Regions from separate parts of the Mus musculus genome. Here all the other regions are linked to region 1. A link is a loop called in an ENCODE intact Hi-C map of the cell type or tissue named here. Cell type or tissue: left cerebral cortex. All regions are shown on one strand. Links, peaks and the distances in the headings refer to the core of each region. The heading gives the core; the rest is flanking DNA.

The links. Peaks named below come from ENCODE experiments on the same cell type or tissue, not always from the same donor. Only the 100,000 strongest peaks of a DNase experiment are listed, where the experiment ranks them.
Region 2: it touches region 1 in a loop (2.2-fold over the local background); 4 of 42 quality-filtered maps call a loop at or near these places.
Region 3: a loop joins it to region 1, with 10 times the contacts of the local background. A loop is called at or near these places in 11 of 42 quality-filtered maps.
Region 4: it touches region 1 in a loop (2.6-fold over the local background); 2 of 42 quality-filtered maps call a loop at or near these places.
Region 5: a loop joins it to region 1, with 2.4 times the contacts of the local background. A loop is called at or near these places in 4 of 42 quality-filtered maps.

The regions. Positions count from the first base shown.
Region 1 is chr8:89,998,559-90,004,520 of GRCm38, forward strand. No RefSeq gene overlaps it. Among named protein-coding and RNA genes, the nearest start is that of Gm24212, 330 kb to the left of the region's middle. In left cerebral cortex, for the core only: a CTCF peak has its summit at 2,541 (motif pointing right); a DNase peak (open chromatin) is centred at 2,532.
Region 2 is chr8:90,487,477-90,493,438 of GRCm38, forward strand. It overlaps Gm35797 (a long non-coding RNA gene), which reads right to left and starts at 3,573. Exons shown (of 5, transcript XR_879075.2): 1 at 3,235-3,573. In left cerebral cortex, for the core only: no CTCF peak of the experiment used is centred there; DNase peaks (open chromatin) are centred at 3,657 and 5,367; H3K27ac peaks cover 941 bases.
Region 3 is chr8:90,342,591-90,348,552 of GRCm38, forward strand. Tox3 (TOX high mobility group box family member 3) reads right to left here and starts at 5,662. Exons shown (of 7, transcript NM_172913.3): 1 at 5,273-5,662. The coding sequence starts at 5,359. In left cerebral cortex, for the core only: a CTCF peak has its summit at 5,414; a DNase peak (open chromatin) is centred at 5,240; H3K4me3 peaks cover 1,717 bases; H3K27ac peaks cover 1,029 bases.
Region 4 is chr8:90,237,512-90,243,473 of GRCm38, forward strand. No RefSeq gene overlaps it. Among named protein-coding and RNA genes, the nearest start is that of Tox3, 110 kb to the right of the region's middle. In left cerebral cortex, for the core only: no CTCF peak of the experiment used is centred there; a DNase peak (open chromatin) is centred at 2,866.
Region 5 is chr8:90,496,634-90,502,595 of GRCm38, forward strand. No RefSeq gene overlaps it. Among named protein-coding and RNA genes, the nearest start is that of Gm35797, 8.6 kb to the left of the region's middle. In left cerebral cortex, for the core only: no CTCF peak of the experiment used is centred there; DNase peaks (open chromatin) are centred at 2,883 and 4,702; H3K27ac peaks cover 590 bases.

The DNA.
Region 1 (5,962 bases), core at 293-5,292:
GAAGCAAAGATACACTGAAATCTAAACACACTGATATGTGCACGCACACCATCCTCTTGAATTCATAATCAGGGAGGGTATTAGAAACGGGTGTGGGAGCCACCAGTGGTAGGCACAGTGAGTTGTCTCAGAGGAAAAGACAGCAAGGCTGGTATTCACAGACAATACACTAAATGGGAACCATGTACCTTCAGCAGCTCATGGCCTCAGTCTCCCCAGCCGCACATTGCTAAGGGAAGGTTTCAGACGCGCTACCCTTACTTGAAACGCATGGGGACATCCAAAGGAGAAGCTGAACGAACAGGCTCCGCAGCACTTCTCCTTTCCTTCTTCATTCGCTTTCAGTATTAAGATTGAGGCATTGACTGTGAGCTATTCTTCCTGCAGGATAGAGTGGAATATTGCAAAACGCATTTGCAAGCAGCCTAAATCATGATTGACAAAACGAGATTTGTTAATACAATGGTTTGAGGCACTTGACAGAAATTTTTGTCAACAGTGTAGATTAAGGGATTCCGGGGGAAAAAATGAAATTTGCAGATGAAATGGCTTTGATGTTTCTCCTGAAAAGCATTTTGTTGACAGACTGGATCAGAGTGAAGAAAAAAAATGTGCATTTTCTCAATGCGTGCGTTTTAAGTCTTTGACAAAACACGCATTAGTCCTGCTGCTCGGGATCATTTGTCACCTACTCTATTGGCTTTGCCTCTAACCACAAAGGGGGGTAGGATGTGAGCAGAAAAAAAAATAAAACAAAATAAACCTACTAAGATGGGTCCCGAAATGATGGGGCCCCTTCCGGTAATTTCCCCAAGATCCCCTCACCCCCATGAGGAAATGTCTTCTGCTATCAAGCCACTTAGTTTAGGTAATAAGCAGGAGAAAGTACAAGAAGGTTTCTAAGCCAATAATTCTCAAGGCATGATAGCCAGACTAGCAGGTACCCATGGAAATCACTCAAGCCTACAGCTGCATGAAGGTAGGGAACAGAAACCCACCTCTACATAAGCCCCGTCGATTATTTAAGATATTTAAACTTATTTAAGATATGCGCAGGGTGTGTTGATTTGAGCAATAGACAGAGAAATGGATTGGTTCACATAACTGGAATATTAAGCCTATATGTAATGGTTCAAATATGGCTGGGTCCAGGAGTTCATGCATCATTGCCTTCACAGTGTCCCATTGGTCACCTTCCTCTTTAATGGCCGCATTCTCTATCATGACAATATGTCACCAGCTTCAGGATGTTACCATCTCCTTGATAACCCTGGGGATGGGGAGAGAAACAGAGAGAGAGAGAGAGAGAAAGAGAGAGAGAAAGAAAGAGAGAGAGAGAAAGAGAGAGAGAGAGAGAGAGAGAGAGAGAGCGAGAGAGCAGCTCGGTCTTTGTGTTCTTTTCTGGTGTTATCATAGGCTGAGTGGCCATTTTATCATTTACATGTTAGGGGAGTTTTGAACATGTGAGTCACAAGGAAAAGGAACAAAAGAGCCATCTTACCTTAGAAAACCCGGAATGGATGGGATGCAGGTTCTTGCATCATACACACACACACACACACACACACACACACACACACACACACACACACGCACGTCTACACACTGGTAAGAGAGCTCTATACCAACATCAACCCTCTATGGCTATTTGGTTAACACAAAGAATGGATTAGTTCCTATAAATTTAACCCTACAGCTTTATCAAGAGCAAGAATTCTTAGCTCCACCAGGTATCCCTGAATACAGAGGGCTTCTTAGAATTACTCAGGGGAGGAACCTGCACCCTTAGTGATCCCCACAGAAAAGGCCAGGTGACCATCTTTGACCTTGCTGCACGTGGTGTGGCATCAGCCTCCACAGAGCCTTGCATTCTGCTGCTGTTCACAGAGCAATGTGTTTTGCTGGGGAATAAAAAAACTCATGTACACAGTTTGGCTTTCATCTTCAAACCAAGGCTTCAACTTTGAACTGTCATAGCGTGCCATGTCAGCGTCCCAAATCCAGTGTTTAACAGAGTCAGGGAAGAAAGAAAACATCCATTCCCCCAGAACATCATTTCTACTCTAAAACAAGAATGTGGGGTGTTTTTGTTTTCTTTTGTTGTTTTTTCTATTTGGGAGCAAATGGAAGCTCTCAGCAAGCAATGTCAATCTGACTTGAGAATTGCTATCAAGAACCTACATCTTGTCAACTGCTGCTCATACGGTTGGCTCTCTCGATTATTTGTGCACTGCCGTCTATATTGGGATCTCTTCTAAGGCTGCAGTCCTGTTTCATTCTGCCCTGCGCCTCCGGTACTGGGCGCAGAATATGGCACAGTTGGTGCTGAACATAAAAGACTGCCTTGAATTACGTGGCAGATGACTCCTGCTTCCTTCCGTTTTCGCTCTCTACTGTTAGTGTACATCATTGCGGCAGAAACAGCACTGTTTCTGCCTTCTGTGAGAGAACAGGCTGGGTGTAGGAGGAACAAACTACAGGTCAGCTAGGGAAGACGAACTTAAGACCGCTTTACGCCTAACTCCCGCACATGGCCACCAGAGAGCAGCAGAGGACATGTTGCTGGTGAGGACCATTTTGTCCAGCCTTTGTCTTCCCGGCTCTCAAATTCCCTCAATTTCCCCAGCTTTCATCCTTTTGTTAACTTTTGGCTTTTTATGGGAGCAAGTTTCAGTACAGGACAGTCTGGCTGGTTTTAGAACAAACAATTCTTCAATTTAAAACAATTCTTTTTCTGCCTGTTTAATGTGAATCCTCAGAAAATGCCCTCTCTTTTAGAAAATTAAGTCTTTTCTATCTATTTTAGGCTAGAGCTTTTGCTCCTGGGCACCTTTTCCGTGAGATCTTTAGCTGATCTCGCTCCAGCTGCCATTCATTCTGATTCAAAATCCAGTCTGGGGAAAAGCTCTCATTGGAAGGATAATTAAAGTAGCCGAACAAGTCCATCAGTACCGGCTAATCCCAGTAAGTCCAATTCAGCTTCTATAGATTGAGGGATAAAAGTGTTCTCCCATCAGGGCCGATCATGGCTGGACGGTAGCCCAGTCTAAGGAATCACTCAGTACCTAAACACAAGGTCATGGAGACCAAGTGTCTACATAAGTAAGATTCCGTTTGCTTCAGGTTGATCTAGTTGCAGGGTCAGGGGATAACTGCCAAACGACGACAAAGGTGCACATAGGCTGGGAGAGCCTACACCTGAAACCTTGCTTTCACTCTTAAGTTTACTTCAAATCATGGAAAGTCCCTCCAAGTTGACACGCAACTGAAAAGAGTCCTTTTAAGATGTCAATTTACCAATTGCTAATAAAATCTGTCAATCCTGCTTTGGGAGCCAGATCAATGAGCTAATTGTTTGGTGCTCAATCCTAACAACAGGATTCCAGATCCTAGCTCACAGGACAGGTGTGTCTGAAATCCCAGAGCTCCTACTGTGTGGTGGGAAGTGGGGAAAAAGAAACTCCCAAGATCTCCTACTGTGTGGTGGCTGGTGGGAACAAGAGAACAGCCTTCCACCCCCACCCTCACCCCCAGAAGCTCACAAGCCAGACATCCTTATACTGAGTGGTGAGCTGGAGACCTTGTCTCAAACAAGGTGGAAGGTGAGGGCCAGCATCTGAGGTTGTCCTCTGGTGTCTACCTGCTCACTGTGGCATGGGTTTTACACACACATACACACACACACACAATCACACACACACACACACACAATCACACACATTCACACACAATCACAAACACATTCACACACACACATACACAATCACACACACATTCATATACACATACACACACTCATACTCACACATACACAATCACACACACACTCACACACACACAAACATGTACACTCACACAAACTCACACAATCCACAATCACATACTCGTACACACATATACTCACGCTAATAAAATTAATTATTCTATTTCTAGGAATCTATCTCACATAAATTCATATATGTATGACAGTATGAAAGCATCCACTGAGACATTAATAATTAGACATAACAGATAATTAGAAATAACCTCAATATCCACCAATAGGGAATCATTTCCATATACTTAAGTATACCCATATTATAAAATACCACAGAATTAAAAAACAAAAACAAAAACAACAAAACCCACCAAAACCAGAAAAACAAGAACCTAAACTAAAGCTGGTGGTATCAAAATTGCTAGTCATGCAAAAGGTACTAGGCTTGGTACCCCACACCAGGAAGAAAACATAACGAGGCAGACATGCATTTGGTAAAAGGGAGGGGTGGCTAGAAAATACAGATAGCAATTTATTTAGTAACTCAGGATAGACATTTTTCATTTCAAAGCACAGGGGTATAAATGAATGCAAACACAGACTTCCATTTACAAGGTCTGAAAGGGTTCACATAAAACTGGTTTGAGGGAAATGTTGTAAATCCAACAGAGGAGTTAAAAGGTGGAAATTTTTACCATGTTCTGCTATCACATCGTGCAATTCCTTTTTAAAGAGTCTATAAAGTTGCTTATACAAGTTGGTCCTGATGAGCCGAGTCATGCCTGGTCTCTTATGATCTGCCATGCACTAAAGCTATTGCTCCAGGCTCTAGCTAGCATTTGGGCTACACATCCCCAAGACAAGAAAAGAGTTTTGGGGTTTAGATTTTAAGTCTGCTAAGCATAAACAAACAAAGCTTATGGAAACATGGATTACCAATTAATTCCCAAACTGGAAAGGCAACCTCTGCCTACTTCTGACTGCCAGCCCTGCCCAGAAATGGACAGCAGTTTCTGGAGGGAAGCTTAGAGTTTTGTTGATGTTCCCCATTTACCTGTGAAGCAAGAGAAGACCAGCAGAAACCAGTCTGTAAAATGGACGTACTGGTCTGAGCTTCCTGCACATCATGGAGTGACCATGTCATCTCAAACCAGGATACTTATGAGAGCAAGGGGGTGGGTATAATCCGTAACTGTTGTGGGAGAGCAGTAAGTCTGGATTGCCTTGGGCTGAGTGGATTGTGACCCTCTTCCTACACCAGCCTAACTTCTAAAGAGGTAGCTCTAGAAAGGCCTCATTACGCCTCCTCCAGCCATGAAGCCTTGCTGAGCTATTGTCCCTTATAGAAGCTATCTAAAGGAAAGTGGCTCTTTGTTACCCTATTAAGCATTCATTAATCATTATCTTTTCATTTCTAAAGATTTCTTTTCCTGTTTATTACGTGGATGCATTGTCTTGCATGCATGTATGCATTGTCTTGCATGCGTGTATGCACAGGTGTCCTATGTAGGCCAGAAGAGGGCATCAGGTCCCCTGGAGCTGGAGTTATAGTTGGTTATAAACTGCCTGACATTGGGCTAGGAATACATGTAGATCCTCCCAAAGCAGCAAGCAGCTTTAACCTCTGAGACATCTCTCCAGCTCTACTAACAATTATTATGGCATCTCAGATCCTCAGGAGGAAAAAGCCAATAGCAAATAAACAAATCTGTCCTGGAAGAAATAGGAGCAAAACAGGGCAAGGACTCATCTCCAACATGTTAAACCAAGAGCCTCTGGGAGATGACACAAAAAATCTGGTTCCACCCTTGAAGTTCTTCTGATAGGTATTACACGACTTAGAGGTGAGAAATGTAGACCATCCAGTGGAATTTGACTTTCACACTCATACAATTATCAAGGCATCTACAGTTTATTTATAAATGTATAAGTTATTTATAAAAAGTTATTTAATCTTATTTTATGTCCATTGATATTTGCCCACATGTCTGTGTGTGCCAGATCCCCTGGAACTGGAGTTACAGACAGTTGTAAGCCATTGTGTGGGTGCTGGGAATTGAACCTGTCCTCTGAAGAACAGCCAGTACTCTTAGCCACTGAGCCATCTCTTCAGCCCAAGACAGCTATCTTTTAAAAATGACCTGTTTATCTGGAATCCAAGTTTGCCTGGGCACCCTCTGTTATCTGACGGCTTTGTTGCTAACC
Region 2 (5,962 bases), core at 659-5,658, 490 kb after region 1:
AGATCTGGAGGGTTCACTGGCCAGGATGCTGAGCCCAGTCAGTGAGGCCCAGGTCCCAGGGAGCTATTGTGCCTCACGAAAAAGTAGTACATGGGTTAAACACCCATGGTTTCACCTCTGGTCTCTACATGCATGTGCTCATGGATGCACACACATGAACACATACAAGAAAGGAAGACAATGCAGACACATGTCCCCACAGTGATGCCTTGTGGATCATCCTCCAGGTCGTACAGGTACCTGGTAACTGCAAAGCCTAACCTTCTACACTGAGTAGTCCAAGTCATTCATGTGATGACGCATATCCCACAGGCGGGAAGTACCGCCGAGTTAGCCATAGCTGTGATGCCACACCCTCTCTTAGGGAAGCCCACGGGAAGACCAGCCACAATAAACAGCACCATTAGAGGGACAGCATTGATTCTTTGCTCCTCTGTTTCAAATTATTTGAAAATTTTAATTCTGCATCTTTTGGGTTTCAGGTCTCCTTGTGTTTTAATATTATTCATTATTTGAAAATCCCATGTATGTATGAAGTCTATATTAATCATATCCTTCACGCCATCTTCTTTCCAGCCTCATGTCTTATTTTTATTTTATTTTGTTGTTGTTGTTGTGCTCGCCATAGGCACATGGATGTGTGCTCATGCACTGGGAAGAAGCATCCTGCCACTGGCCAGGTGTGCAAATGAGAGTGACTCTCCCTCCATCAACAGTAATCAACTGCCAATAGCTCCTCCTGTTACAGGGGAGGAGAGGAGCCAGGGGCCTGTCCTCTATTCATGTTAAAATTTTGACTGGCTTGATCATGTACAGAGATTGTGTACAGAAGATAACCACTACAGCTGTGAATCGATGCATGCGGACAGCCATACCATGCCCAGAAATCAGCACTTCACAGCTCTCCTTCCCATCTTGTAAATTCTCTCCACCTCCCCTTCAATAAAGTTCCCTGAGCCTTGGGTATTGATACAGATGGCCTATCCATGCTGAGCACTTTGGTCAATACTGAGTCTCTGCATCCATCAACCCCTCTGCAAAAAGAAGCTTTTCTAGCCAAACCTGGGAGTGACACCAACCTATGGGCATAACCATAAATGTTTAAGGTACAGTGTGACAATGTGACCATTTAGCAAAACAACAGTAGGTCTCGCATACACACCTTCTCCCCAGAGCCTATGAGATCCCCAGTCATGGGCTTTTAATACCAAGCTTGAAATCCCTCCTGTGGAACAGCCTCATAACTGATCAAAAAGAGGGGCAGGTTGTCCCCATAACCATCATGCTGCTATGCGTTAATAGGGATACCTTGCCAACAGGTCAGGTTGAAGCATACAAGGTTCAGTACTGAGTAAGACCATTGATGTGTCTTCTCTTGCAGGACCCTTCAGAGCACCCACTGGTGTTGCATAAGCCGTCAAGCAGAGACACAGTTTCCTGGTGAGTTTTCTGTTATATGTCCAAAGTGGGTAGTGTCTTCAGCAATAGAGCCCTACCATCTAATTATGATGGGTAACCAAGAGAAATGGCAATGGCCAGAATTGTTTCAGAGGCTCCAGGGTCTCCCTGGCCAATATCAGTTCTTAATTATTAATCATTTCACACTTCAACTTCCAAGCCTGCCATGACTCACAGGGATTTCCAAGTAAATAAAGTCTCAAAATTACTTAGCCTTATCAATCCATTCATTGGATCATGAATTTGTGTTTCATTCTTAAGTAACTGCTTCCAGGGGAGAGTGTATACTGAGGTTTACAAGTTATATAACGAACAAGACTGTAGTAAGGCAATAGGAAGCTATGGGGACTGGGGGAACAGGGTGATATATGAAGAATTAACCATTATTCAGGACTAGTGAATATTGCTGTGAATGGATGTAGGATCTGTTGTCCCAAATTATCTGATATTTTAAATTTTATATACCAATTTTGTATATTTACTTATTTGGAGGTAAGACACTATGCACACTGAATAATATACATCTACAGGCCATATTTGCCATTTGCAAATCTTGGTCTCTATGCCTGGCCCCTCACCAAGGCTAGTTACTCCAGGGAATAGACAAGCTCTGGGACTTTTCTGCAGAAAGAGTTTCCCAGAAGCCAGAGCTCATGCAGCCAATGAGCAGGAAAGGGAACTACAGCAAGGCCGACAGAGGCCAGAGCTCAGCAGCGCTGGCCCAGCTCCCTAGCCACCACAGCAGTTGCTCGTAGGGATGTCAACTGAACTCAGAAAGACTTTAACCAAAGACTTAACCAAGGTTGGTGATTCTGGAGAAATTGACTTTCCAAGCCCGATGAGTTGAATAGAAGCCATTTGAGCAATGCCTGGGAGACAAGGCCCTCCTGGGACGTGTAGCAAGCCTGGAAGCTCTGGCCAAAGACCCTTTTCCCACTTGTGTGACCCAACAGTCTCCTAACCTTCTTTCCTTTCCCATAAGGTCTCTAATCTACACCTGGGAAGGTAGGGCCAGTAAGTGAAGGGCAAGTTCCAAGACTCCGTAAACTGGGTGCCTGAAACCAGGCAGCCCTGTGCTGTACCCGTACTCGGATTCTTTCCCCTGTATGTACACACTATGATGAAATGCTATAGCCTCAGTACGCAGGAGGTTGACTTGAGAGAGGGCTTGCAGCCTGGGCTATCACACCGACATTCTGTCTCTTAAAATAAAGAAGAGGGGATATTAACAATAACAACTAATAAAGCAAATTAATTATGATAACATAATGCCATAAAAGCTATTTAAACGAACATGTTTGTTTCTGGAATTTCTATATTTTCAGAACACTGGTAACCTCATAAACCACACAAGAAGAAGAAAAAAAACACAGGAAAAATTAGGGAGACAACTGTACGCACCAATGAGACCTACATGGTTTTTTGCAGATCTCTAAAGAGATCTTGCTACTGAGTTTCCCAGTTGCAGGGCAGAAAATTGGCAGTGTAAATCAAACACACAGTTAAGAAGGGAAACGCATTCATCCAACTGCAGACAAAGCCGTGAGGCATGGCAGTGGGCAGGGTTTGTTTCTGGAAGGGCCTAGACGCTGATTTCTTTCAGTGGCAAAGGTTTTAAATGTACACTGACCAAGTATTATTTGAGAACCGCTTAAGTGGAAATTGTACATGAAATCGATATTCAATTGATTAGCTTGAGTCAACAACCAGCAGGATGAGAGACTGATAGAAACTCAAGTGTGAAGCCAAACACATGGGAGGCTGCTCCGTGCCCACCTGCAGCACCGGAGCAGTGGCGTGGGCACAACTCTTCAGGGTGGTGGCGATGGCAACCCTAGTGTCACTGAGACCTGCAGCCCCTTGAACTTCAGGCAGCGCCCTGACCCGGCTTCTGCTTCAAGAAGAAATGGAGCAGTGGAGAGAAGCTGATGGCAGGGAAAGGTGGTAAGACCGAGTCTGTACAGAAGGGGAAGGGCACGAAGGCTTCTATGGGTGAGGATGGTGGGCTGGGGTGTGGGGAGCGGGGAGAAGTGAGTATGTCCCAAGGGAGACTGGGAAGAAGCTACTTCTCAGCCTGTGACAACAGATGTCTCTCCGTTCTCTCAAACACCTCCCCCTTCCTCCTTCCCTCCCCACCCCCCTTCTCTCCCCCTCTCCCTCTCTCCTCTCTTTCTCTCTCTGCTCTCCCTCCCTCTCTCCTTCCCTCCCTCCCTTCCTCGCCCCACCTCCCTCTCTTGTTGCTATGGTGTGCTCTGCACTTCATTCGCCCATTCCATTCGGTCGAGACAACACAAGCATCACTAGATATACTCTCACTGAAGAGACGTTGTCGCTGAGAGAATAAACGGCAACAACGGAACAGCTGAACTGGAAGGCTTGCGATGCTATTGATCTGATTCCCTTTTATAAATGTAGAAAGTGGTGCCCAGAGAGAAGATGCAGCCTGCCCAAGTCCAAGCGTAATTACTTGCAGAGTTTCTAAATTTAGACTTGCTAATGTGGGGCACCTGCTCTTGCTAAGTAGCCATGAACCTGCCCAGAGAAGCAGTCCATGCTTGCCTCTGTACTTAGATTACCCAGGACAGTCTTCTCCATGTTAATCTTTCTATCTCCTCAACTACAACAGATAGAAGGCACAAGAAGGGTCTAAGAAAGGTGGTTCGGATAACTTTGAAGTCATAGGAGTCCGAAGTAAATTATGAAAAGACAGGTAACGAAAACAACCCTGTGCCTTACTGAGTCCAAACTATCAAGAAGGTCCACTCTTGCTCATTTTCTTCCGCTAATGCTGATAAAAACTCAGCCAAGTATGGACACGCAGCAGACTGGGATTAATGAGGAAGCCAGGATTACTTATAATTGACCTACTCATTGTCCCTGTGCAGATGGTTCTGCTAAATATGTGAAAACAGTTTGTTCTCTTAAATAGGCTATATATTCCCTGCCCTCCGTCCTGTTTACACTATTAATTTGCTTAGCAAACCTTTTTACCATATCTAGTACGAAGGTAAACTACAGCCCAGCCAGAGGGTCTGAATTATTCATATACTCTAAATTAGCACGGTCCAGATTAATGAGGTTTTAGTCGACTTTTTATCTTCAACCACCTTCCCCTGAGGCACAGGGTCGTTGCTTCCCTCTGTCTCTGTCCCTATTATCATAAGCTATGTCCCCCAGGTGATACCCGGTTAAAGGGCACCTGGTTACAGTCTCCCCAGGACTGCTCTGAGGGCACAAGGAGAAGAAAGAGAAGCAACCCTGAAGCCTAGATCTCCATCCTCAGTTCAAATTCCATTCAGCAAGGAGCTGGGGAAAGTTGACGTCAGTTTCCTTCCTTCACATGTGTGGTATTTGGTATGTTTTCTGTTCTTTAATCTTGACCACCATGATGCCCTTACCAGGAGATACAGAAAGAAAGGGATAATGGTTGAGGAGTGGGGGGGGGGGGGGGGGTTCCAGGATAGGTTCTCTTCTGCCTTCTCCCCTGCCACACACATTTTTTCTGTATTTGTGTGTGTGTGTGTGTTCACTCTCTCCTTCCCCTCCTCCTTCCCCCAATCTCGTTTACTCCGTAAATGTCATCATTATGATGTGAAAATAACCATTTTGAGATTGTTGCAATGTGTGAAAACAGAAAGCAGAGAGATTCTCTGTGTTTATCCAAGGTAAGTGCGGTAACAGCAACTCTCCAAGATCACGGACACTGCGGAGGGCTCCCTGAAAGCCTGATGCCATATGCAAGCTCATTTCCTCTTTTACTGCTTAATTCCCCCACCATGCCATCTGATCAGCTCTCGAATGTCCCCTGTGTCTTCGCCTTAACAATCAAGCCTGGTAGGCCATTCTACACATTTGTGATTCTCCGCATGAAAAAAAAAAAAATGCTTCCTGACATCTGCTCGGAATTTGTTTCTCTTTAATTTCCATTTATGCTCCCTTATCCTAACATCTGTGTCATTCTGAAAACAGTAACTCAGGCTGACGTTATCTGTGCCATTTAAAATTTTATATTCCCCAGCTAGAAGTTCCTCTTAACCATGTCGTGGCTGTGGAATGCTGGGGATGCTCCGCCCAGCGAGGGGCGGGGCGGGCAGGAGTGGTCAGCTGTGACTTCAGAGTTCTCTGCAGATGCGTCAGAGCCTGATATTTTCCCAATATGTTTTCAGAAAAGGGGCAGATGTCAAACCTGAACCAGCAGTCTTTGAGCTGGAAATCTTGGCTTACACTCCTCTCTTGGCCCTTGTGGACAAAGGGAGGGACAGTTGGTGGCTTGAGGCCTACACACTTACTTTTCTAAGTCATTTTCCAGCGTGACTTGGCACCCCAGATGCTAAGAACCATGATCAGAAACCTTCTAACCAAAGAAACGGGGCAAAAGAAGGTGGCTTAGAAGAAAGAAAAGAAGGAAAGAAAGTTGCTTAATTTCTTCAAAGTCAAATGAAGACTAGATCTAATATTCAAAACCATGGTCATTCCCTCTGAAATTCACAGGCATGATCGATTT
Region 3 (5,962 bases), core at 433-5,432, 340 kb after region 1:
GAGAAGGAGGAGAAGGAGGAGGAGGAGGAGGAGGAGGAGGAGGAGGAGGAGGAGGAGGAGGAGGAGGAGAAGAAGAAGAAGAAGAAGAAGAAGAAGAAGAAGAAGAAGAAGAAGAAGAAGAAGAAGAAGAAGAAGAAGAAGAAGAAGAAGAAGAAGAAACTGGAAGCTGTATTTCTATGCAAACAGTCAACTAATTGAGGCCATGTTATTTATTTTTTAAAATACTGTGGTGATTAAATAAAGTAACTCCTCAAGTGGCTTCAGCTTCCAGCTGAGTTTGTGCCCTGAAGGAGGATGGCAGAGAAATACTTTGAACACCGTGACCATATAAATCCATAGGCTTACTCTAAAATCCTTCAGATTAATTTTCTTTGCTCAACAATGTGCTTGTCTCTACTGAGCACAGGGGTCAGTTGGGACTATTTGGGTTGCTGAATGGAGAATGTGTAGGCCTCTAGTTTGTGACCACTGGGCAACTCCTTAGTCACTATGGGCCAGACAGCTTGGGTGGTCTGGCCTATTTTCTCAATGGCTTGTAATAATGTTCAAAGTTGTGCGGTGTGTGTGTGTGTGTGTGTGTGTGTGTGTGTGTGTGTGTGTGTGTATAAAGGGGAGAGCAAACAATAAAATCAAAACTAATTACTACATAATTAAATGTCTACAAAATATATACATACATCAACTGATCAACATCCACCCAGCTACACTGTCATATGGCATGAAATTTAGGGCATGGCTAGTGTTAACATCTGATATGATGTAGAAGGCCCCCCAGACCATGAATGTACAAACTAACTTTCATTCTGCCCAAAGTCTAGTTAACTTTACAGCTATCACAATACCCAGGTCTTTACCTATGTCCACTCTAGTACGACACTGACCACACTGTTGGACAGAGGAGTAAAATTTCCCATATAATTGAACATTATGCCTACAACAAATGATTCCCCCCGCCCTCCAAAACTCTTTGAGTCTTATTGTACTTATAAACCAAAAACCAAAGTGGCAAAGTAACACAAAAGTAGATTGTAATGGTCCCACGCAATTATTTTCATTATTCACTGTCTGCTTTTAAGACTATAGATATTTCACATAAAATCCAGATTATCATTCTCTTGAGAAGATAAGTGAAATATCTGAATGTACAGGGTCCAAATGTTGTCATGGTGATAGTACTCTCATTAATACTGAGCAAGTCTATGCCTTTAAATGGGTGGTGTTTTCTGCTTGGTCACAAACCCTGTCCTCATGTGGATTCACTGCCTGTCCCTATAGATACCTGAGTTCATGGCCCCTGCTAGGAACTCTTTAGAAAACCTATTTCCCTCCCATAATGTGGCTTCACTATCTCATTTTAAGACCTGACATGGTCGTAATTATGGAAGTATCTCAATGTGGTTTCAAAATTCAACAGCCTTATACTAGAAATGACATAACTAACCTTCTGCCCAGATAAGATGCTGATCTAGGAAAAGACCATCAAACCCCTGTTCCATATCTCTTCAACTTGAAAACGTGGGCGAGAGAGAGAGAGAGAGAGAGAGAGAGAGAGAGAGAGAGAGAGAGAGAGAGAGAGAGAGAGAGAGAGAGAGAGGGAGAGGGAGGGAGGGAGGGAGGGAGGGAGGGAGGGAGGGAGGGAGGGAGGGAGGGAGAGAGAGAGAGAGGGAGGGAGGGAGGGAGAGAGAGAGAGAGAGAGAGAGAGAGAGAGAGAGAGAGAGAGAGAGACAGAACAAACCAGTCTCCAGGCTCTCGAATTCTTCAAGCTAGCCAAGGAAGAGGCCCAGTAGGACGGACATCAAAGGACAAACAACAGTATGCCTGAATACAATAAGAGTGATCAATAAAAACACACATAAATCATGCATATAAGTGAGAGAGTAAGGCTTATGACCAAGGCCTTAATCTGGGTAAGTTATAAAAAGTTCATAGCCATAGTTTGAAAAGGAAACAAAAAGTTAAAAGCATAAAGCAAGTCAACTTCTGTGGGATGCACACCCATGTTAAATGCATGGTCTGATTTTGGAACACCAGACTCACAACAACTTTATTTTAATTGATATTTTATGCATTCTTTTCTTGCTGGTAAAATAAAATTAACTGAACCCAAGGGAACCTCCAAATTAGTCAGTGAGTCACAAACTCACTTGAATAACATAATGACTTTCCCCCACTTTTTTAAAATATAGATTTTAGTTCAATTTTCCAGTCACATCAAAAAAACAAAAACAGAAACAAAAAAAAAAGAAAAGCAAGAAATTTTCAAACAGTGGATTGAAATTAAAATGGAAATTAGCCCTTGGAAAATAGACATGGCTTTAAGTTTATACATCAACGACTGATTCATGAATTATTAACTGATTTTAATGATCCTGGTCATATTTTATTTGAAGTTATTCTCTGACATGCAATGACTTCTGAACCCTTGAAACTCTTTCATCCATTTTCCATAGGCAGCATACTTTCATGAGTGCTGACATTTAGCAAAGGACACATATACTCACAGAATGTAAAGATAATACACTCACATGTAATTTATACAAAGGACGCCGGTCATTTGTTAAAAAGGAAAACGAATGGAACCCTATTATTCACGGTTTGTAAATAAATGTAAAGATAAGCGCCAGCGTTTCACTTGGGAAGCCCTGGCAGCAGAGTTCTACGTCTTCTGAAGTTTCCCAGATGGTCATTAAAACAAGAAAAGGCAGAAACATAGTTTTTTGTAATCCATCATTTCTCATTAAAGAGATAATACAAGTCTTCGAAAGTCAAGCCTTAAGAAAGATTAATACGTCCAGGTACTTTCAGATGAAACCAACGCGTGTCTTTGTATGCTGGTTTACGTCTTCAATAAATCTACCCTGAGCAGCAACAAGCACCACTTGAGGTGCAAGTTAGCTGGGAAGCAAATGCTGTCAACCTGTAATTAGCTTTTGCTGTTCTGAACTCATCAAGTTACTACTTCCTCTTCTGTTACATTCTCTGCACAAAGATAAATTATGGGGGAATAAAACTGTCCTCTTTTTTTTTCACTCCAGAAATTAAGAATATACAAATACTATATTTGTGTTATGGCTCAGTCTAAAGGTACTTCCATTTTTACCTGTAAACAAGCAAAGGCAAACACACCTTACAATGAGGACAATTTGACCCCTCCTAATGCTAAGTGCTGGTTCCAAGTTTTACAAGTTGGGTCCCCACAGACCTTCCTACCTACCATCAGACTGCTGAATTATTAAAGCAAGTTATTTCAGGGCCATCACAGGATTCAGAAGGAGACTCCAAATGATCTTGCTTCTCCCCACTGCCAAAGTTGACCGGGCATCTAGACAAACACTGTCTGGTTTCAAGCTTTATAGACCTTCCCTGAAATAAGTTTCTGAGTTTAAATTGACTCAAAAATAAACCTTCTCAGAAAATGAAAGGAGATACACACACACACACACACACACACACACACACACACACACACACACACACACACCACTCACAATTTCCTCAGACCCTTGAAACCCTTGGGATCCCAGTGAACAGAGATTTGCCATGCATGGCAGAGGCTGGCTTAATACAATAGGTTTCTATTTGGATGCCATTCGAGTGTTGCGGATCTTAAATCAGAGAAAGAAGTAGTTACATTAGACAAGGTAATGGTTTCCAAAAATAAGAGCATGCCCAGTTTACAGAAGGGCTGCGTACACAGGCTCAGCTCTGAGGAGATAAGTAATACCCCACTGGAACAATTAGGCGGATTCTCAGAAACACTACATACTTAATTAGGCTGCCTAAGTCCCTGACTGAGCATACATGGGGGACTTTTTAAAGCATTTAATAACCTGAGTAAATCCAAAATCAGACGACAGAAACCGATCCTTTACTCGGGCTACATACAGCCTTCGGCCTTTGCTAGCCTTCCTTTCGATGCTTAAGGCATTCCTCCCAGCTTTGGAAGAGTGTGAATGGTCACTATCACCACTGGACTAAAAACACCCCTCCATCCTAGAGTTACTGGAAGGGTCCTGGGTGCCTGGCCCAGGGCTGCCCACCACGACAGGGAAGTGAGGCAGTGAGACTGCAGTGGTCTTTGCAAACTTTAGCACTGGAGTTGGGAAAAGAGAATAAACAATGAAGAACAGACCTCCATCAGCCAGGGGCACAGTCAACTATCCCGGCGCTAGATACAATCCCTCCTCTTCCTGTTATTTATTCATTAGTTTTGTATTGCACCTTTCTTTTGGCTGCCTCTGTATTTCCTCCTCCGTTATCCAAGCAATCATAAACAAACTAGGATTTGAAAGAAAAGTCGGAGAGGAGGGAGGAGCAGGGGGAAGGGGAAACACACACACACACACACACACACACACAACACACACACACACAATCAAAAGGCGCAGGACTCTTTCTCTGAATATCGCCCTCAGGGTTATGTCGCAAAGCTCTGTGGTGGGAGCAGTAGGCAAGGTAGACAACCGGATCCGGGAAGCCCACTGACTGCGTCCAAGGTCCACCTATGACCACCTGAATCGCTTACTCCTGTAAGTTTGTGCGGCAAGAGGTGAGGAAGATGGGGTGACCCTGAGGCATGATGTGGAGCTGCAACTCTGATCTCCATGAAAGAAAAAAAACTTAACCCGCCCTCCTCCGCAAAATAAAATAAAATACGAAAGCCCACTGCCTTAACTCGGAAGAGGCGAGCATCTTGGTCTAGTAGACCAAAGCGCCCTAGAGCAGGGGAAGTAAGAGGCACCTGCTGGGATCCTGCAACTTCAGGCTTCCCAGATCCAGACCCCAGACCCAGCCACACTCTATAAAGTTTGTTCATCTTCTCCAAGCTCCCGGGGACCAGCTCCTGACTGGGTGGGTGAGGTGAGATGGGCTGCGAAGGTATGGAATCTCTGGCCCACGAGATCGGGGACCCCCTACGTAGCGTGTCCCCCCACCCCCATGCACACATAGTAGGGGTGTTGCAATCGAGTTTACTAATAACATCAACAAAGAATCACACGCCAGTCTCGGCTCAGTCCCGGGACTGCGCTTCACACAGCTTTTAGGGGGAGCGGGGGAGGGGACCAGGAGGGCAGAGGGAGCGCCAGCAGAGGGACAAAAAGGTGGGTAGAAAGGGCACGTAAAGAGAAGACGAAAAGAGTTGGTCGGAGACTAAGGCGCACCGAGAAGCCAGCGGGTGGGAAGGAAAGATCAGAAAGAAAGTGCAGCAGGCTAGGCGGGACGAGGGACGCGCCCGGGATGGAGAGGTGGCCCCCGCCCCCGGCCCGGTCACCTTGCTGTAGCCGTAGTACCCCAGGCACTGCGCGAAGTCCAGGCCGGCTGGGTCCCCGGCCGCCGCGGGGTAGAACCTCACATCCATGCCGGGGCCGGGGGCTGGGGGCCGGGGCTGGAACTCGCCGGGGCCGCTACCCGCCTCCTCGCGGCCGTACGATCCACCGTCGAGGACGCCCGGCCGGGGGCGCCCGGGGACAGCGCACGGGCCGTGGGACTGTAGGGGCGTCGCGCGGGGGCCGCCGACGAGCCCGGGAGCTGCGGCTGCAGCACACAAAGGCGCGGCCACGCGAGCCGCGGGAGAGCGGGAGGCGGCCCGAGGGACGCGCCCCACCGGGACACCGAAGCTGGCTGCGCGCGGGCCGGGCGCCCGGGGCGCGGGGCGCAGCGCGTGGGCCCGGGACGGCCGGCGAGCTCAGGTGCGCGGCGAAGCTGGGACGGCGGCGGCGGCAGCGGCGGCGGCTGGCCCCGCTCCTCCTCCCCGGGCGGACTGAGCCGAGGAGCCGCGGAGACAAGGGGCCCGGCCCCTCCCCTGCCGCTCCCCCTCCTGCCGCCGCCGGTCCCCTCCCCGCGCCGCTGCCGCTCCGCCCCTCCCACCGCGGGCAGCTGGCGCGCCGCCCGCCCCGCCGGTGCGCTCCGCCGCCGACCGCCTCCGGGCTCGCGCCCCGCCCCGCGCCCCGTGCAGCCCCGG
Region 4 (5,962 bases), core at 565-5,564, 240 kb after region 1:
TTCCACTGAGTTCCAAATCCAAAGTCCAAAAATCCACATTCTTTCAAAGAAAAGCATGGTCAGGCCTATCACAGCAATACCCCACTTCCAGTACCAACTTCTGTCTTAGTTAGGGTTTTACTGCTGTGAACAGACACCATGACCAAGACAAGTCTTATAAAAAACAACATTTAATTGGGGCTGGCTTACAGGTTCAGAGGTTCAGTCCATTATCATCAAGGTGGGAGCATGGCAGTATCCAGGCAGGCATGGCACAGGAGGAGCTGAGAGTTCTATGTCTTCATCCAAAGGCTGCTAGTGGAAGACTGACTTCCAGGCAACTAGGGTGAGGATCTTATACCCACACCCACAGTGACACACCCATTCCAACCAGGTCACACCTATTCCAACAAGGCCACACCTTCAGATGGTGTCACTCTCTGGTCCAAGGATATACAAACTAGCACATCTTGATACCCTATATATCCCTGCTTATTTCTATTTGTAGCATTTCACTGAAGCCTCAAATATGGAATTACTGAAACGGCATGCCCTATCAGAATATAACACTGTAAGACAGGGATCCATGCAAATATTTGCTGAGTGAATGGCTCAATTGGGTAATATTATGCCTATGTGTGAGCCAATGAATTGCCAGGATAAAGGGGAAGAAGTTGGATAAATAATCTATTTCATAGAGCTTTCATGGAGGACACAATATTAAGAGGCATGAAAAGATGAAAATATTAATAGGTAATGCATTCACAGTGGACTAATGGCGGAAGCTACAGCGTTTGAAAGAAATCCCTAAATACTAAGGCTACATCAGAGAGGACAACTGTTTCTTTTCTTAGCAGGCTCTTGGGCTGCTCATACTACAGAATGAAGTTAGGTTGGTGAAGCCGAAGGGGCAGCACAGTCATAATCAAACAGTCACAATACGAAGGCCGAATGCAACGGTTCCTAGATACATATGCATATGTCTATGTGTGCTAGCAAGGGGGGAAATAAAGAGTATCTGAGTGAAACCTAATTGGGCCAAACCCCAAGCATCCCTGCTCACTAAGCCACAGCACCTTCCTCCTCGGGGGAAGCTGATTCCCGAGGTCTGTACGCGTCGCTGTTCTCCTTGAATCAGGAGCATTGTTGGCTCTTTTCCAAGCACAGGAAACTGGGAGACAGCTGAGAATCTCTGAAAGGCCGGAACTACAGAGTCAGGCATAGAGGTACTAAAGCCATCTGTCCCCTCCCTCCTCCTATTGAACCAGCGGGCCATGCGGAAGCACCCGCTGAAACAGGTTGTTTCCATCTGGGCTTGGAGCATTAAGCACTGGTCTCCAACATAAGAAGGGGACTTACTCTTACCCTCTCACATCTAAGGCACAAGATGTCCTGTCTGCTGAGGCCAGGCAGGGAAACATCCCAGGGTACTGTCATAAGGACACCTGGAGATGAACTGGGACTAGTCATGCTCTCCATGTTCTTTCATTCCTCTGCATCAGACATCACAGAAACAAGAGCAATGTTCACACAGCACATACTCTTTGCACCCCACAGTCCTAATAGTGAAAAATCAGAATGTTAGCCACAGTGTTTGCCTCCAGTTGTCAAAGCCTACCAGTCGTCCTGGGTCTCAAGGAAAGAGTTCACTGAGGAAGAGGGACCAAGAGGCAGCAAGGATTCTTGCGACCATCCACGGAATTTTAGAGAAAAGGGTTCGGCACTGGAGCAGTGGCTCAGTGATAAAGAAAATGCTTCTTGAGCAAACATGAAGACCCGAGTTTGGATGCCCAGCACCCATCGAGAAGGCTAAGTGTGGTTGACTGTTTCAGGAGAGACACTCTCCATGGGGAGGTGAAGATAGGAGAAGCCCTGGCTTTCAGAACAGCTAGGCCTGCCCAGTTTGTAAGCTCTAGGGGCAGAGACCTTGTCTCAAGTAGAAAAAGAAGTAAGTGAAGAAGTGACTGAGAAAGACAATTGACGTGCACCTCTGACCCACACAAGCATAAACATCACGCTCACGTGCCTGCACGCATGCTCATACCACAGACAAATCTAAAAGGCTACCACTGAAGCCATTTGTCCCAACCCACTGCTGTCCCTTGCTTTGTTCAGGAACAAAGATGTGTTTATAAACATAATTAAAAGGAACTTTTACTTAAAACTTAATGAGTGAGTTTTCTTCAGGGTTGTTTTGAAGCTTGCTGTGACTTGAGGAACACACCCTCACCACATTCCTCTATTAGAAGAAATAGTATCTAATAACCAAATCTTCTAAATTCATCATTTCTACCGAGAAAGATTAATGTAAGCACATGCTGATGTGACATTTGTCACAATTTGGGTCACTCTAAGCTTCCTTTGCTGGTGTGGAGGAATGGCATTCCCCAAAGAGTGGTCTGCAATTTTCTATGTCTTGTAAATGCTAAAATATTGCTATCTACATCTACCCATTCATGTGGGTGGCCTGATGATGCTGGCTTCTGAGCTCTCACAGGTGACTACAAACAGAGCTTGCTACAGAACCTGAGAGGAACTGGCTTTTACCAATTGAAGAAAGAGCCCAGACAAGGTTTGTAACTCTGCCAAACCTTAAGTAAGTTTGTAAACAGCATCATAGAATATGCTACGATGTTTACATCACATCTTTTATTATTAAGGACGACTGTGGAAGTCTGAGCAGAGCCTACTTCTTAAAATATTTTTATATAATAGCTATGGCATTCAATTATACAATACTAATTGTGCTAACTGTACCAAACCCCAGTCTGTTTTACGACTGCTTCTCCCGCTGAGCTCGCAAACTCTACATAAACACCATCTGTATCAAACATAAAACTCTTAGCTACCCTAAGAACACAGACTTACCAAATGCAGCTTATTAATTCTGCGGCCAGCCAGTTTCATGGCTGATGTTTGGAGTCCCTACTAGCTACCTCATACAGATGATCTTCCCAGGCTATGTGTACTCTTGTCTTTGACTTACCGGCTAGGTACCAGGGTAGCCAGGCTCATTGCAGGCACCATGACCCAGGTGCCCAGAACGTTGGCCCAGATTTGCACAATTTGTTTTGCATGGAATGCATTTTGTTCTGCAGAGTTTGCTGATTTCCTGTGTTTGGGGAGAGAGGGAGGAATGGAGGGAGGGAGGGAGGGAGGGAGGGAGGGAGGGAGGGAGGGAGGGAGGGAGGGAGGGAGGGAGAACTCAGGAAGATAAGCTAGCTAACAGTAGAACTTCCTCAAAGTCCCCTTGTGGAATGTTGGCAAGATTGCACCTTGAGACCTCAGATGAAGCTTGCTCCTTGCCATAAAAATTATTTAAAGGGGGGATGTAGCTGCTTAAAACGAAATTCTGAAAAGTTCTTGTCCAAGACAACTAGAAACTTTACTCAAGAAGCTGAACCAGAGAATAACAGCAAAATGCTTGCTTTTTGTTTTTGTTTTTGTTTTTTTGTTTCGTTTTGTTTTTGTTTGTTTATTTGCTTTGTCCAACAAACGGCCAGCTGTTTTCCAGCAGAGTGCAAATGTAGACACACTCTACCAACGAACAGAAACACCTTAGCAGGAAGAAAGTCAGTTGAATCCACCAAAGACCATTTGTACCCAGTCTCAAATGCATTGTGTTTGGATTGGCTCTTTGTGTCTAGCAGCTGATGGAGCTCGGGCAACTATTTTGGGGCTTCTGACGATCTAAAAGCAAATGCGATCATCAAACCTGAGCATATTTAAATCTTGTAATAGTTCACTGACAGAAGTCCTGGTCTTCCTGTCAATCAAGGTCTTAGGAGTTAAGCCACTTTGGGAGATGGGAAGGGTTGGAAAGACTAGAGAGCGAAGGCATGGAATCGGGTTCTGCTTTGGAAATAACTGTGGTTGGACTCAGGTTTATTGGCCAGACAATGCTGATCATCATTAACAAGTTGCCAGCTAGGTGTGCCAGCGCTTGGGCACGGTGTATAAAAATGTTATTATGGAAAAAATAGTGTCTTTTCTTCCAGGTAACTGTCCCACCATTCAAAGACGGATGTCTTAATTTGGCATCCAAAAGCACACAAGAGGTCAGACTGTATGTAGGTAATTTCCTCAGATGCTGTTATTTGTCCCCAGGGGCTCCACGTGCTCAATACCAATTACAGAGGAGAGGATTAAGAACAGGCAGAAAGGGGCGAGGAGCAGCCCAGCAGGCCTGAGTAATTTGGACTAAGATCTTGTGTCAAATTTGCAAATTACCAATTAAGGCAGGTTTAGGACATGTCATCATTTCTACTCATTGTGACAAAGGGAAAATTAAGACTCTCCCTGCATGTTAGAGGGATGTCAGCAGTGACATATAACAAGAAATGTTATCAAAACACATCGTTCTTGGTTACAATATCCTTGGATGCAAGGCAAATGGATTGGAAACAAAATGTAGGGCAGAAATCTGAAAATAAACCCAAGACCCAGATCTCAAAATAACTACTCTGGTATTGAGTCTAGATAAGTCACTCAAAGATCGAGCAAGTGAAAGCTCACAGAATGCTCATGGCTGGCCTTCCATGTAGGTATGTTTAGAATTCCAGTCTACTCAATCTTGGCAATTGACCAGTTACAAGGTACTTTTAGTCCTTTATTTAAAATCAAGACAATAATAAAATTTGTTGACAAGAGTCATATATTGCATTTGACAAGTAGTTGGATCGAATTCCTCATACCCAGCAAAGGCATATATTTCTCAGAGATGGAGTGGAAACTCCTAAAGGGTGATGCAGGATGCCTGCTGCCAGGGACACATTCTTGCTCTACCCTAACACATTAAGCAGATCAATTCCCTGGGCTCCCTAAATCATGAATAACAATGCACATCCACTTGACTGTCACCCTACACCATCTTCCTCAAAACTTCCTCTTCCTTATATATGTGAAGCAATATAGACTCCGCCTTGCCACTGGCTGGGCACCTAGTGTCCTGATAACTTGAACACAAGTCAAAGCCACTTGCCAGAATACAAAATAATGACAGAAAGACAGGATGGTAGCGAAAACAATCAGACTGGAAAGTATTCACACCAAAATAAAGTGCCATGTGGCACTGTGCCCCATTGAGAACATGGGTTAGGTGGCACTTGCTCTGGCTTGCTGCTTGCCTAGCCATGGGGAAAACATGGATTAATTACTCTGTTTAGTGTTGTGATGGATTTCTGTCACCCATCTATACCCACAAGCATCCATTACACACCCTACACACTAATACATAAACACACATACAAATGCCATGGATATTCAAGTACTTGAAATCGAGTAGAATTAACAGGACACTAGAGTGAATTTCCACTGTCACTTTGTGCCTCTGCCTCTTGGGAATAATTAGGGGAAGAAGCCTCAGTTCCTTTCCGTGCCTCAGTTTCTTCATCTGTTACGTGTTAACTCTAACCTCCCCCCACCCCCCTCCCACCCCCAACTCCCGGCTGAGATATGGAAGAAGTCATTCATGGTAAACTGCTTTGCAAAGTACAGCATGCTATACAAGTGCTAGGGATAATGAGGCATTTCACAAAAGAGCATCATCATTCCTTTGCTGTGAGGTGTGGGTCCACACGCCAGCCTGTCTGTAAAGGTTCTTCTTTGAAATTAAATTGAGACTATAACCAACACCCCCTGCAAACCCCTGGTGCTGCCTGAGGTTTGACTCAGCAACAAAGCCAAGGCTTCTTTTCATCCTCTGTCCTGTTGGAGTTCAAGCTCTGAGAGGAACATTTTACCAGCAGTGAAAATAGCCTTTATTATTTTATTTTATTTTTATTTTTACAGCAGACTTGAAAAATGATCTCTCTTGATGCTAACATGAGGATAAGGTTAGTCTACTGTGACCACCAAGTAAAAGAAAAAGGCCTTGATTTGGCTTCTTTCAATGGTGGGAACATGGAACAATGTGGAAGCCCAAATATTGGAGAACATTCTCAAATGGGGATTTTTTTTCCTTTCAGGTTTACATGTCAACGGG
Region 5 (5,962 bases), core at 548-5,547, 500 kb after region 1:
TGTCGGGCGTCATAGGCTGGGAGCAGTAAATTACTGGTTTCATAAATTCAGAGCAGATACCAGAGATGTCCAGAATATCCCAGATGCGACCGGCAAAAGCACCAGAACGTGCTTAATTTATACGCAGCTGAATGCGCCTAGCTAAAGCAAGGGTGGGGGAGGGGACGAGTAAGACAAAGAAAAAACAGATTTCCGCCTAACGCCAGCCTGAGTTCCCTGCTGCTCGGCACCCTGTGCAAAAATGCCAGCGCGCTCCAGAAAGGCTGGGAAGGGCTTAGAGGCCCAGGAATTCAGGGGTGTGGGCATCCAAGCTGGACCTGCAAGGGGGTGGGGAGGGTTTTGTCCCGACACACAGCATGGATAGAGATGGATAAGAGGCTGAGACCCAAGCAACCGGGGATTGAGAGACAACTGAAGGCTCCCTGTCCATTGCCCTTGTCAAGCTTCAGGGAAAGGATGTGGATGCTGAACTGCACTGGTGAGGTGCCCAGCCTTGGACACTTCAACAGGAGCTGTTATAGGCCATGGAACAGTGAATGCACAATCAAGTTTTAAATGTTTGACCACGTGACTCAAGGAGGCTACATTGCTTTTCGTTTCTCTGGATTTTCTTAGTCACCAGTCACCAGCAAGCAGTGCTTCTCTGGATTGTCCTCTTGCACTGCCCTGTCTACTACCCTGGAATGTGAAACCTTTGCAAATTTCTTCACTGACTTTGAATTACTAGAAAAGGGATAAAAATTACAAATCTGGGTTTAAAATGCATGGCCCCATGCATTGTGAGAAATATATAGCCTCTACAAGGCTGGGTCACATTTCCAGGAAAGGGTCTACAGGATGTGCCTGCTGTGGGTTCTGTCTTGGCCCAGCAGAGAGCACTGAGGAGTGACTACCCAGTCTCTCCTTTCTAAAGCCCCCTAATCTAATTGCTGAACAAATAGATCCAAGAATCCTCCAAGCTGAGCCTTCCCCAGAGGGTCCCCAGGCCAGAGCACAGCCCATTTCCAAAACAATCAGGCCATCTGAGAAGTGACAGAGAGTCAAACAGAATATGTCTCCCAAGAATGGATTGTGTTTAGCCTTTGGGGACAGGATGACAAGAAGTGTCTCTATTGCCTTTTTTCTCAACAGTACAAAGGGGGAGGGGGAATATTGCCTCAGTCAGAGAGATGTGGAGGGTTATTGGAATGATGAAGAGGAGGGTTGAGGGAGTGGGAGATAAAGAGAAAGTGGGGGTAGGAGAAAGGGAAGCTGGGCTTTGTGAGAGTGGTCTCAGAAAGACTCAGGGAAGCCATACTCAAAAGCAGCTTTTCATCTTGGAATCCCCACATGAAGGAAGCTGTCCAGTTCTGTTTCCTATGGGAGATTCAGGTTTGTCTTTCCTAGTCACATCTGCCACCTTCATTCTGTCTCTCCGTAATCTAAACTTGCCTGCTCCATCTAACTATTCATATAGGGCTGAACACACATCCACCATCCTAATTCTTGCTCAGTTAAGCTGCCTTAAAGAGCCTGACTGGAGTCCTGATCTATACTGCCAGCTCTGCAAGATTGAGTCAGACCAGGAGCTGGAGGTTCAATTCTGAGCCTATCAGCCATGCCTGGAGAAATGGGGATTTTGGGCCTACTCAGAAGAGGAGGAAACTACAACTCTACAGGAAAACCAGAAAGGAAGAAATGATTAGCACGATTTGCTTGGCATTTCTACCATGATAATACTGTTGGTGTCACAATGGCTGTATGGAACGTTATTTGCTTCTTTAGAGGAAGATAGTTTTACCCAACCTAGGATAATTGTTCTGGTTTCTAAAACACCACACACACACGCACACACACACACACACACACACACACACACACACACACACACACACACTAAAGTATTCTCAAGACATAAAACCAAAGGCAACACAGGCATGTCTACTAAGCATCAAGGTGTCCGTCATGAACAGGGGTGTCGTGACTGAACCTCTAACCCCAGTCACAGAGCTTGGCTTTTTTCAGCTGCTCTGGAAATGGCTGGTAAAGGAATGAATGGATTAAGAAGGTTTTAAGCCTTCTGCCTCATCTTAGGCCACCATTATGATAGGTTCCTTGTGTGAGCATTCTGTCTAAGCTCTGCCCCACAGTTATCTGGCAACAGCCAGGTAGGCCTGACCCACTATAAAAGGGGTTGGTTGCCCCCTCCTCGATCTCTTGCTCCTCTTTGCCCTCTTGCTCTTCCCTTCCCCCCCATTCCCTCCCCCACACACATGCTCGTGACTGGCCTTTACTCTTCTACTCCTTCTCTTCTCTTCTCTTCTCTTCTCTTCTCTTCTCTTCTCTTCTCTTCTCTCCTCTCCTCTCCTCTCCTCTCCTCTCCTCTCCTCTCCTCTCCTCTCCTCTCCTCTCCTCTCCTCTCCTCTCCTCTCCTCTCCTCTCCTCTCTCTCTCTCTCTCTCTCTCTCTCTCTCTCTCTCTCTCTCTCTCTCTCTCTCTCTCTCTCTCTGTCTCTCTCTGCCCTGAATAAACTCTATTCTATACTATACCATCATGTGTCTGGTCCCTCAGGGGTAGGGATGCTTTGGCATGAATCCTCGGAGGCACCCTTTCCCCCTTCCCCCGTATCTCATCACACCTCCATAGAACATATCCCCTTCTCTCATTATCTTTTTATAAACACATCACCCTAGAAGTCTTACCAGACAATGATTTCTGCCTTTGGCCTCAGGCACCACTGAGTGTGTACCAGTCACTGCCTGCTTGGGCAGCAGCTGATGTCACACTGCAGGTGCACACAGGAGAGAGGCACAGGGCCCATGAAGCTGGCTCCAAATCTGCCAATGTAAGCCCCTGGCTGCTCAAGGGAAATGGGCTCAGATGAGCTCCTGAATGTAAAGAAGATTCCAGTGGGAGTGTGACAACCAGAGCAACCAAGGAGGCACAGAGTGTCCCTGCAGGCAGGGAAGAAAAAAAAAGCCAAGCACAGCAGGCTCAATCACAAATCACTGGAATCCAACAACACCACAAACGTCTCCTATGCATTTACCTTAGTCTAGAGATGCAACCTAGTTCTCCAATTCTGTAGTCCAAATATCCAGTTAGATAAGCGTGTGTGTGTGTGTGTGTGTGTGTGTGTGTGTGTGTGTGTGTGTGTGTGTTTAATCTTTGCAAGGAGATTTTAAATAATTTTAAAATGTAGAAACCATGGAAGTATGCCAATTCAGGGAATGACAAAGAAATACACCACCCAGATCTGTGGAGTAAATGTAGCTATCAAAACAACCACAGTAGATTGCATTAAGTACCACAGATGTTAACATCAACATACGTGATTCTGGGTTTATCTGTTTGCTTTTAAATAACATATGGTAACTGCTTTAGTCACTTAGCTCTATTGGTATGAAGAGACATCATGACCAAGGTAATTCTTTTAAAAGAAATCATTTTAATAGGGGCTTGCTTACAGTTTCGGGGGGCTTAGTTCATTATTGTCATGTTGGGGAGCATGGCAGAGTGCAGGAAAGAGCTAGAGAAATAGCTGAGAACTACATCTCCATTTGATGTAGGCAGAGAGAGGTGGGGGTGGGCAAGGACTGGGCTTGGCATGCATTTTTGGAATCTTAAAGCCCATCTCTATTGATACACTTTTTCCCACAAGGCTACACTTCCTCATCCTTCCAATCCTTTCAAACAGTTCCATGCCCTGATGACTCAGCACTCAAATATATGAGCCTATCTCGGCTAATGAGCCTATGGGGGCTATTCATATTCAAGCAATCACACCAAGAATGGTGGCGAACACCTCTAATCCCAGCACTGCACTAGGGAGGCAGTGATTCTCTTTGAGTTCCAGGCTAGACAGGGTTATACAGTGAGACCCTGTCTCCAGCAAACAAACGTACATTTTTCTTTTTTAAGAAAAATCAAAAGCATTGTGACTCTAGTTACACTGTGTTATATGGCTAAGGTATACTGGGTAGCTAGACCCTAAAGAAAGGAGGGGAGAAAAGAAACTGGGATGCTAAATATGTCAATTAGCTGGATTATAATAATTGTTTCATAATAAATATGTGTGTTTCAGAACATTGTATGCCTTCAGTAGACACAATTTTTATTTGTCAATCATACTTCAGTAAAGCTGGATAAATAGTAAAAAGTGTATTTGCTCTGTAGTGACTGGTAATCTATGGAAAAGCCTGTCTACTCATTTAAAACCCAAATCCTTTTAGACTATACTGGGAGTCATTGGGGGAGGATTATTTATTTATTTATTTATTTATTTGGTTTTATGTAAGTGCACAGTCACTGTCTTCAGACACACCAGAAAAGAGCATCAGATCCCATTATAGATGGTTTTGAGCCACCATGTATTTGGTGGGAATTGAACTCAGGACCTCTGAAGAGCAGTCAGTGCTCTTAACCACTTAGCCATCTCTCCAGCCCCCATTGGGGGGAGGTTTTAAGCCTTACCCACTCACCACTTTCTCTTGTTACATTAAATCCTTACAGGGATGACTTTTCATTTTTTAATTCTCTACAATTTAGGAAAAAATGGAAAAATGAATATATTAACTATGCTCCCCATACAGAGAAAAATCTTGGATAAACTAAAGACTCACTAAATTTGGAAATGAGTCCAATCTAACCTCATAGTCTCTCCAGGAAGACACAGGATTAGAGTGAGTCACGGTGTACTGAAGCAGGATATGCGCATGCCAAGCACGGGCTGATGACTGTTGTGACCCATTAATGGAGTCACTTATGCAGAGTGACAGGATTGGTTCAGAACACGGCCTCTTCTGTCTCCTAGGCTTAAGTGAAAACACCATACGACCTTGACCAAGCTAGATAATTTTTCAACTTTTGGAACTATTTATTTGCAGTTACAATAACAACAACATCTACCCCCAGAGGGTTATTGTAAAAATATAATGTAATATTTATTAAGTACAGGCTCTGGTACATGCTAAGTCCTTAGAAATTTTAACCAGCAAATATGTGTCATTCACAAGGTGTGTGTGTGTGTTGGGGGGGTGTCTTTTGAAATACAAACCAGAAATCCCCTGTTGAAACCTTTAGTGTTTGATCTGGAACATCCAGGGGGCTGTAGTCGAGTATCAGTGATTCTGTGGCCCTCTCAGACTAACATGGACAACTTTGTGTGGAAGGTCATGTAGATTCTCTCTAGGAGAAAAGGGAACGGTCCTCCTAAGTCCTTGCTGGCACCCCTCCAAGGATAAGGGCACCCATTTGGAGACTGTGTCTTCTGAGAGACAGAGTTCTAAATCTTCTTCCACCAAGACAGCATGGGTGCCAGCTGCTGAAACTCTTGGTGCTTACTTGTGGCATCCACACAGAACTTTTCCGGGGAATGGTCTGTCCTGAATAGCTATGCTTCACTCTAGGTCCTACTCAGTTCTGGGCTGCCTTACTGGTCAGTCTCAGTAAGTTAGAGCAAGACTAGCCTAAGTACCAGTTGATAAACTCATCAACACATTTTGTCACCGAGCAGTTTGCCTGAATGAAGCACCTGGATGGTGTGAGAGAGGCAGGGCAACTTCAGTTTTAAATGGCACACTGAGAGCTTACTCTAGACGAGGAAGAAGGAAACGTGTCCATGGAAACAGGCCCAGGAGTGTTCTACCAGGTGCTCCCACAATGTCTCCGTATCTCCTTTCTGCTTTGTTGTGATTGGCTTCCATCTCAGATAGTCGGTGGCCAACCATGAAGCTCATCAGCTTAGAGCAAAAAGAAACAAGATTTCCTCTTTCCCAATAGATGCAGCAATGTCCAAAATAGAGTTCTTGCCCTTCCTGGCCTGGCTCACCTGAAACCAAGTATCATAGCAAAGGAAAGAAACAGACTCTGATTGGCTGGGCCTGTTCTCACCTCCAGTATCAGCGGACCCAGTTACTCACATAGACCTATGGAGACTGACACACTAGAAGTGGGTGGAAAGCTTGGGTGCTCTTACTGAAAAG